Regions from separate parts of the Mus musculus genome. Here region 2 is linked to region 1. A link is a contact called in ENCODE Hi-C or POLR2A ChIA-PET data. All regions are on one chromosome and are shown on one strand. Each heading gives the region's core, a stretch centred on a gene start or an enhancer-like site at or near the end of the contact. The rest is flanking DNA. Distances are from core to core; before and after follow the strand shown.

Evidence for each region. Hi-C counts contacts between places; a loop is a spot of excess contacts on that map. ChIA-PET counts read pairs that join two places held with the same protein, here RNA polymerase II (POLR2A).
Region 2: a map of CH12.LX shows a loop between it and region 1 (3-fold over the local background). The contact joins the promoter of Tbcel here to the promoter of Tecta in region 1. A Hi-C loop is called at or near these places in 1 of 37 maps with a recorded cell type or tissue (CH12.LX). POLR2A ChIA-PET finds 5 or more read pairs at or near these places in 2 of 5 experiments (Patski and embryonic stem cell).

What each region holds. Positions count from the first base shown.
Region 1 is chr9:42,397,880-42,402,374 of GRCm38, forward strand. Tecta (tectorin alpha) reads right to left here and starts at 2,068. Exons shown (of 24, transcript NM_001324548.2): 1 at 1,785-2,068; 2 at 334-398. The coding sequence starts at 397.
Region 2 is chr9:42,470,165-42,474,182 of GRCm38, forward strand. Tbcel (tubulin folding cofactor E-like) reads right to left here and starts at 2,074. Exons shown (of 8, transcript NM_173038.5): 1 at 1,902-2,074. All of the region lies in intron 1 of Gm16322 (a long non-coding RNA gene), which reads left to right.

The sequences.
Region 1 (4,495 bases), core at 818-3,317:
ACATAAGCTAAAGGGCTAAATGGGTATCAGTGATGAGGGAGGAGGTGGACACCCTCATCTCCTGCAAGTACTGGAGCTAGCATTAGTCTGTGTTGTTTTAAAGACTTTCGCTGGCATATACAAATTGTGTTCGAAGTTAAATAAGAGAAAGTGAGCATCATTCAAAGTTAATACATCTTACCCTTGACAACAGAATTTAATTTACTTTTTTCCCTTGTTGTATCTGCAGACACATGTACACCTGCCCTTGCAATTACGGTGCCAACAAAAGTGTCTCTTTATAAATTCAAGAGCATGCTGATCAAGAGCTGTAGGAGATGCTGTCGTACTCACCTTGGTGCCGAACAAGAGCGAAGATGAAAGAGACCCAAATTCTAAGTAATGATGAATAATTCATCCTGGAATTTTAAAAAGAAAAAGGAAAAAAAGATCCCCTGCTTGCCAGAGTAAATAGAACACCAGGTGTGTTGGGTGGCAAATCCCGAGACACACCACAACCATCACAGAACAAATTCACATCCCAACATCAATCGTTCAGAGTTGGCTGTAATTCCCAGGAGGCTCACGGGTTGAGTTCAATAGTTGGGAGACAAAGTAGACCCCCAGAAGGCGGCTGCCTAGAAGTGTAGGTTATCAGGGAGTTAGATGGGAAAAACGCAAGCTGCAAGGACCAAGGGGAAAGTGTCTACTTTGCATCTGATTTAAAAAAAAAATAGCAGCGTCCAATTCCAAAAATGCAGGTCTCAGACCATGTCTCTGGGACTCTAACTTCTGCAAGACCCAACTCTCCAAATGTCCCTAGTCTCTGTCAGGATCCAGGAAATACTGGTTAAATTATCACGTGTTTCTCCAGGTAGGAGGATTCAGAGTATGCCATTCCTTCTCAATGACCTGGAGCCCGTCCATCATTTTACTGACTAGACGCACAGGTAGCCTAAGACCGTCTACTGACATTCCACAGTGAAATGAATGATCAATGGCTACTTTGGTGATAAAAGAAGAAGAAGAAGAAGAAGAAGAAGAAGAAGAAGAAGAAGAAGAAGAAGAAGAAGAAGAAGAAGAAGAAGAAGAAGAAGAAGAAGAAAAGAAAGAAAGAAAAGAAAAGAAAAGAAAAGAAAAGAAAAGAAAAGAAAAGAAAAGAAAAGAAAAGAAAAGAAAAGAAAAGAAAAAAAAAAAGCAGCACACCGGAGTAGCTCCTTGGAAATACAACAGAAATAGAGCCCCACACTCAAGCAACTCTCATTAGTTCCGGGAAGTTAATTAAAAGAAGGAACAGCACAAAACCAAACTCATTTGCATGTTAATTTACAATCAGCTGAGCGGGTGGCATTACCCCCTGTTAGGAGCGTGGATGGTCTGCACTACTCCAGAAAGCTGAGATACAAGCACACATGCAAGATCCAAGTTCACCATGCACTGGCCTGAGGACCAACATGCCGACCAGGAAACCTGTGCCTCACAGCATTCTTAAAGATAAACACCTTTCTCTTATCATTTGAGGTTATCAGAATCGCTCGGCCCAACTTTTAGGCAAAAGCAATGACTCCATACTGTGAGAGTCTTGTGGCAAATCTTCAGTTGGCAGGCATGCACATTGAAGTCTCAAGCACAAAGTAAACGCTAGCCAGCTTTGCTGCAAAGGACAGAGGGCTTCAGCAGGCATCATACACAGCTCTAGGGGAGGCAGGTGCCGTGCGAGCTTCAGGCCTTTGGAGGAGCAGGGCAGAGAGCAGCAGGGAGGACGATTCATTTAGACAGTTGTATTTATGAAAAACGCCACTAACCTGTTCTGTGGAGACTGGAGGAATTGAGTGAAAAGTATTAAGTCAAATCTTGGTGAGCCCGGAAAATTAGGTATAAGAATTCACGTCAGTTCTCCTCGCGTGGCTGCCAATTATTTCTGATCCCTGAAATCACGTCCGAATCCCATACTCTTAAAACCAAAAATTCAGTTAGTCCTGCACTAGAGTCGGGGGAGTGTTGAGTTGCAATCAAGTTGCTCTCTATTGATTAAGGAGAGGTAAATCTGAAGATCAGTTTCAGGATTGCGCGGAGAGGCTCTTTTCCTGAAAAACTAGACCTCCCCCCTCCTTTAAAAAGAGAAGAAAAAAAAGTGGATTCAGATGGAAATGTCAGGTACTTGGAGCTGAAACCTTGGTTCTCTCTGATCAGAATCACTTTGCTCTGAAAAACACAAAAGAAACCCTCCCTTTCTGTCTTTGTACCCAAAAGAAGGCAACTGTCTAGCATTACAGAATTAGCATCCTCCAGCATGGGAGAAACCCGACAAAGGGGGCTCCCGGCACATTTAAATGAAGTCCGTTTCTCTCTCTCTCTCTCTCTCTCTCTCTCTCTCTCTCTCTCTCTCTCTCTCTCTCTCCCTCTGTTTTTTCTTTCTCTTTATGTCTCTTTTCTTTTTTTTAAATCTATCTTTCTCTCGTTCCCTCCTCTCCTATTGTTCACATACAGGCTTTACCCTGTTTGTCCCCTACAGACATGTATAAAGTATTTAAAGAAATTTTCCCAGATGTGTCAAGGTTTCATTCCTTCTTCTCTCTGACTCTTAGACAGGTGAGCAGTGGCATCTCCCAGGCAGAACAAAGTGGGGAAAGGAAAATTACGCCTGTAACACCTCCACTCGTGCCCCTGAGGGTCTTCATTGGGAGGGGGGACAGGCCTCTCTTGCTCAAAGTGTCCAGGAAGAACTTTGTTCAAACAAAGGAAAACTGTGTTCAGCTTGATGCTTGCAGGATTCCAGTAAGCTAAATTCAATCCCAAGCAATTAGCCCAGGACAAATGCACATACAAGCAACATTAAATGGGCTCAGTGGGTTGTGTACACACACGCACACACACACATGTATGTGTGTCTATGTAAGAATAAAAATTAAAGAAGAGCTCATGAATCTGGACGGGGAAGTTTGAAGGAAGGAGTGGTGGAGACACACTCCTCATGTACAAACATCTCTAAGAAAAATTTAAACATGCAGAAGACTGTGAAAGTACCGCAGAAATTAAAATACTCAAAGGGGCATTCATAAAAAGAACAAGAAGAAATAATTTGGATGCAGCAGGAAAGGTCCTTTTGTAAATCAAATCAATTGGAATTTTAAATCTGTCCAGGTCTTTCTCTGGCCAGACCCTGATGTGTTGCCTAGACCAGAAATAAGAACTGAATCAAAACAACCCAGCTTTGCATATGCTGTGCTAAAGGCCAAGAGTGTTGGGAGAACCTGGTCTTTGCCATACGTTTCCCCGTCTTCAGCCAAAGCCCTGTGATAACTGTGTAGGCATTACACAATGTGTTCATTCTTTCGCTGGTAACGTGAATTCTCCCCATAGGCCCACTTACAGACGCCGAATGAATCCTTTCTTCCAAAAGGCACATATTTCTGTAACAGAAGACATAGGGTTTTGGTGTCCGTGTAAAATAAAATTAAATCCAAGTCCAAGACTCACCTAGAGAAGCCCTTGACTGGTCCTGATTAAACCTTTAGTGCGGTCTCATCAGACCTAATCGTCCAGAGGCAAAACAGGGTCTTACAAGCCCTGCTGGCGGCCCGTGTTAGCTGCTTTAGTTTCCTACTCCCGCACATTCAAGGATGTCTCTACCTCAGCCCTTTTTGATCCATATTAAATTCTTTATCCTCCTTGAGGTAGGACTGCTGCTGGCATGGCGACCATCTGGACAGAACCAAATTCACAAGATGGCAGCATAAATGAACAAGAAGGACTTGAGCAGGCCGGTGAGCACCAGGTGCTTGGGAAGAGGCTGGGCTGGCTGCTGGCTGGCTGGGCTGGAAGCTGGTCTGCGGGGGCGTGCTCTGGTTGTACACTCAGTGGTCACAGATGGGTGGATAACAAAAGCTTCTATTCATGGCAAGACTCATTTGGTTGAAAGTGTGAGGTCCGTAAAGGTTCCTGCCAGGATTTAGATGGGAGATGGATGATGAAGTTGGAGTGGTTAGTGCCAGTATCCAAGATAGCCATGCTTTAGGGACACGGCATAGATTGATGCTGCTTCTCCGTTGACAGAAAAGACACTAGGGAAAGAAACAAACAAAAATGAACTTCCCCCAAAGCAAGTAGAACAGGTGTTATGCACTGAATATTTCTGGTTTTGTCCTAGGTTTTCTGTGCCCTTTTTGTGAAAGAAATGGATGGTTGGCGTGACTATGACATGGTCTAAGATGTCCTGTTGGAAAGGTTTTGCTCCAGGGACTCCTGCCATTAACAAGATTCTGTAGGAGCTTGATCAAGCAGCTTTACTACATAACATCAGTGCCTACACAGGGAAACATTATATATATATAAACTATATAATTTATACATGTATGCACATATGCATATTGTATGATTCATTATAACACATATTTAATTTATGTATATCCTGTGTGTGTACATAATATATATGTATATATATATCTTTATTTATATATGTGTGTATATATGTGTATATCTTTATATACACAGTCATGTGCCACATGACACTATT
Region 2 (4,018 bases), core at 824-3,323, 72 kb after region 1:
GTACAGGTACCCAGAGGCCAGAAGAAGGTTATGGGTCCCCTCGGAGCTGGAGCCACAGGCAGAGTACATGCAGAGTCCCCTGACATTGAGTGCTGGGAGCTAAGCTCTGGTCCTCTGGAAGAGCAGGTGCTCATTAACTGCTGAGCCATCGCTTCAGCCCCACAGGTCGGCCAGTGTAAAAAATATGGGACCTGTGAAATCGAATGTCTGTTACGTATAACTAAGACTGCTGTATTTCCCAGGCATGGCAAAAGACAGAGAAAAATCAAGATGAACTTGTGCCCAAGTGCATCAAAACTTAGCCCAATGGTAGGTACTTCAGGAAATGGGTCAAGCACATTATACTATCACTGAAGTCCACTGAACATTATAGTCCACTGAAGCATGAAGCTGCCCCTACAAAGTGCATAGGATGCACTTGCCCTCCAGAAGCTAACAACATATTATACGCTGACTAACCAAAAAAAAAAAAAAATTGCCTAAAGATGCCATTTTCCCAACCACAAATTGTGACCTACGAATCGATTTGCTGGAATTCAGTCAGCATGTTTTCTTTCTAATGACAGAAAATAGAACATAACAGAAATAAGCAGACGGTACCTAACAAGGGTAGGCGCGGCTCTGTGAAGCCAGACATGGTGCCTCACATCTTTAAGCTCAGCACTGGAGAGGCTGGGACAGAAAGAATACAGAGAGTAGCAGGCCAGCCTGGGCTACCCAGTGAGGTCAAGGCCAAGAGAATCTGTATCATAAAGCCACTACTTTGTAAAAACCTTTCATTCGTGTGTGTGTGTGTGTGTGTGTGTGTATAGGTGCACAAACTAAATCATAATGCCCTTATCAGTGTGAGGTTTTTGCTTTTTTCCTTAAGTTAGAGCTATGGTTAAAGCCAAAGGACCCAGGCTGACTAAACATCCTTAATCCAGTTCTCTGCTCAAGACGAGCCTATGAGATCCTATCAAGAGCTACAGAGACAGAATACAAAAGGGGCAAGCCTAACCAAGCCTGCTTTGGGCCCCAGGGCCTCCCCCATCTTCCCCCCAAACAGTTTGCTCAAGCACTCTTCGCTCAAGATGGAACCACTGAAATCTATTCAAGAGTTTCTTGATACACAGGCAAAGGCTATACAAAAGCAGAGAGAAGGACAAGTCCCAGCCAAGCTTTTAGCTGGCCTTGAGGTCCTGCCAGTTTCCTTAACAGCCCTAAGGCGGAGCCTACAAACTCCTGTAGCTAAGCAACCTTGGAGTGGGGCTCCTCCTTCCTCCACTGACTGTCAACAGTTCAACTCCTCCAATCAACTTTTCCTCAACTACAACTTCTGCAATTGCTGCCTGTGTCCCTAAGGAGGACGAATCCTCTTCCCTTCTCCAAATCCCAGACTGTCTTCCTAGTAGTTCCAGAAGCCTGTACTCTATTCAGTTTATCACAGATCATTTCGCACCATTACCAAGAAGCTAGGATGGAGTCTCCTGGCAGCCCCCAATCTTAATACGGCTTGGTGCAAAAACATGCTCCCCAAATTCCTAGCAAACTACAAGCTTTAAGCAGTCCAGGAAGGGACAGGCTTAGTGATCCAGGAGTTACAGGGACAGCTGCTCTTTCCCACTAAGATACCAAATCTTACAGATGGGGATACACCCCGAGGACTTGACACGTCCAGTTGTTTTCATCATTTTCCTGATTCAGTGATTCAAAGCTAAGTTTCCCACCCAGGGAGCCGCTTCCATACCCCAGGCCTCAAGGAGGCTGGGAGCATCTGGCTTGCTGCCGCTGTCCAGCCTTCTGCCCTCCATCAGTGCGCCGTCCTCCCAGGATCCCAGGCTTGGCCTCCTACCCCCACAGGTGGAGCATGCCTCGGGCCTCCGGCCCCGGAGGAGGAGCAGCGGCCGGGCTACACTCACCCCTCGGCCCGGGAGGCGGCGGCTCCTCGGGCTGCGCCTCCGCCCGCCCGGCCACCGCGTCGCCGCTCGGCTTCCGGCCTGCTCCAGGCCGGCCCCGGACCGGCTCCACTTCACCTCGACCCCTTCTCCGGCCGCCAGAGCCCAGTGTCCTGCATTGACCCGGAAGCAGCTTTCCGGGGACCCCAACAACAACACGTGACCCCGCCGCACGTGTCACGTCCGCTGCGTGATTGGGAGGGGCCAGAGGAGACGAGCCTCTCAGAGCGAGCTGCGGTTGCCATGGCAACCGGGAATGGTGGCATTCACCTAGAGTGGATCAGAATTACACCCCATCTGCTTGCTTTTCTTACCAGTGCAGCAGGGGAGCAACCAACCACAGGTCCAAAGACCGATCACCTACAAGAGAAGCATCCTTGGAGAAAGGAGCCCTGGACGAACGTGTCCAAACACACCTGCAATCTTGGCCTGACTCAGTGTAACCCTACTTGTGATCACTACCTGTCTTTGACTTCACAGGCCTCATCTATAAAATGTCCTGTACGATCTCTATACTTCATATACATCTAGGCGTAGGGGACAGTTTGACCTTCGTTCTGTGCCCCCTCTAGTCCCGAGGCACCTGAAGCTCCCAAACACTAACAATTTACAATTTTCACCTATTGTGTGTGCTTTACAGCCATAGCCAATAAATACATGAGATTAAAAAGAAAGAAAGAAAGAAAGAAAGGAAAAAAGGAAGGAAGAAAGAAGAGAAAAGAAAAGAAAGGAAAGGAAAGGAAAAGAAAAGAAAAGAAAAGAAAAGAAAAGAAAAACACACAAAACATAACCCACAAACCTCCTAAAGGACATATTTTGTAGAATTGAAAATTGAAGTTTGGGGAGTCAAATGATCTGCTCATGACCACCTACTTAGCCAAAATGACATGGCTGAGACTTGAAACCAGGTCAGGCTGGCTCCAAAGAAAATATGCTTCACACCAGGCCACGCATAGCCCCGGCTCCGAAGCCTCACACTTGGCTGTTAGGTTGTTTGCTTTTGTGCCCACGGAATAGAGATGGTGCAGGCTGATCCCGAGGAGGAACCAGCCATGCACAGATATGTGAATGGAAAGTCTAGGAGTTGAGGAGAGTTCCATGCCCAGTGTCAATCTGTGTGTGTCCAGGAGGATGTGGGGGTTGCCACAAACATGCACATGTGTATACTGGCTCCCAGAAAGAGGAAAACAAAAATTCTTACCAACCTCAGGCCCTGGGGACTTCAATTGATTCTTCTGTCTTGTCCCATAGGCAGGACTTAGGCTGGAGAGAGACTTGAGAAGGACCTGGTTAAGAAACACGTTCTGAGGTCTATGGGTCAGGCAGTGGCTTAGAGTACTCTTACGCGATTGCCTCCTGCCCAGAAAAGCACTTTGCTGACACCTTAGGAGGGACTAGAGATATTGGCAGGACCACAGCTAAAAGGAGCCTCAGTGGGAAGGACATGCAGAGCAGAGGAACTGGAAGCAGAGGAGGAAGGACAGGGACAGGGGGCTTCCCTCTGGAGGGTTTGCTCACATACTAGGGGGAAATAAGAGCTGTAAGTCATTACTACTAACAAATACTGTTGCTATGGATAGAAACACACACATAGACATTGAATGCAAGAGTCTCTTTAGAAAACAAACTCAGAGATGAATGTTTCTATCCGTCTCTTGTTGATCTCCCTGTGGCAGCTAGAGTCCTCTTCCTAAAACTTGAATCAGACTGCATCACTCGATGGGGCTGACCCTGAGACTCCCAGGGGCTCCTCTTCACCTCAGGATGAACCTGCAGCCAACAACATGCTTCTTGGAGTTTCCTTCAATGGGCCGAATTTCCCAGCCTCATCTCTTACCTGTCTCCTGTTACTCTACAGCCATGCCATTCAGTCTGCTAGCTGCTAGCTATGTGCTGTTATTTAATTTTGTTTTCATTGAAATCAGGGAGTTGGGGAGTTGGAAGTGTATCTAGGTTGTTAGAGTGCTTGGTCAGCACACAGTGAGCACAGGATTAACCAGCACACCTGGGTTATGTGGTGCTGCACAGCTGCATACCAGCAACGGAGAGGCTGGAGCCGGAGGAGCCGGCGTTTGAGGCTT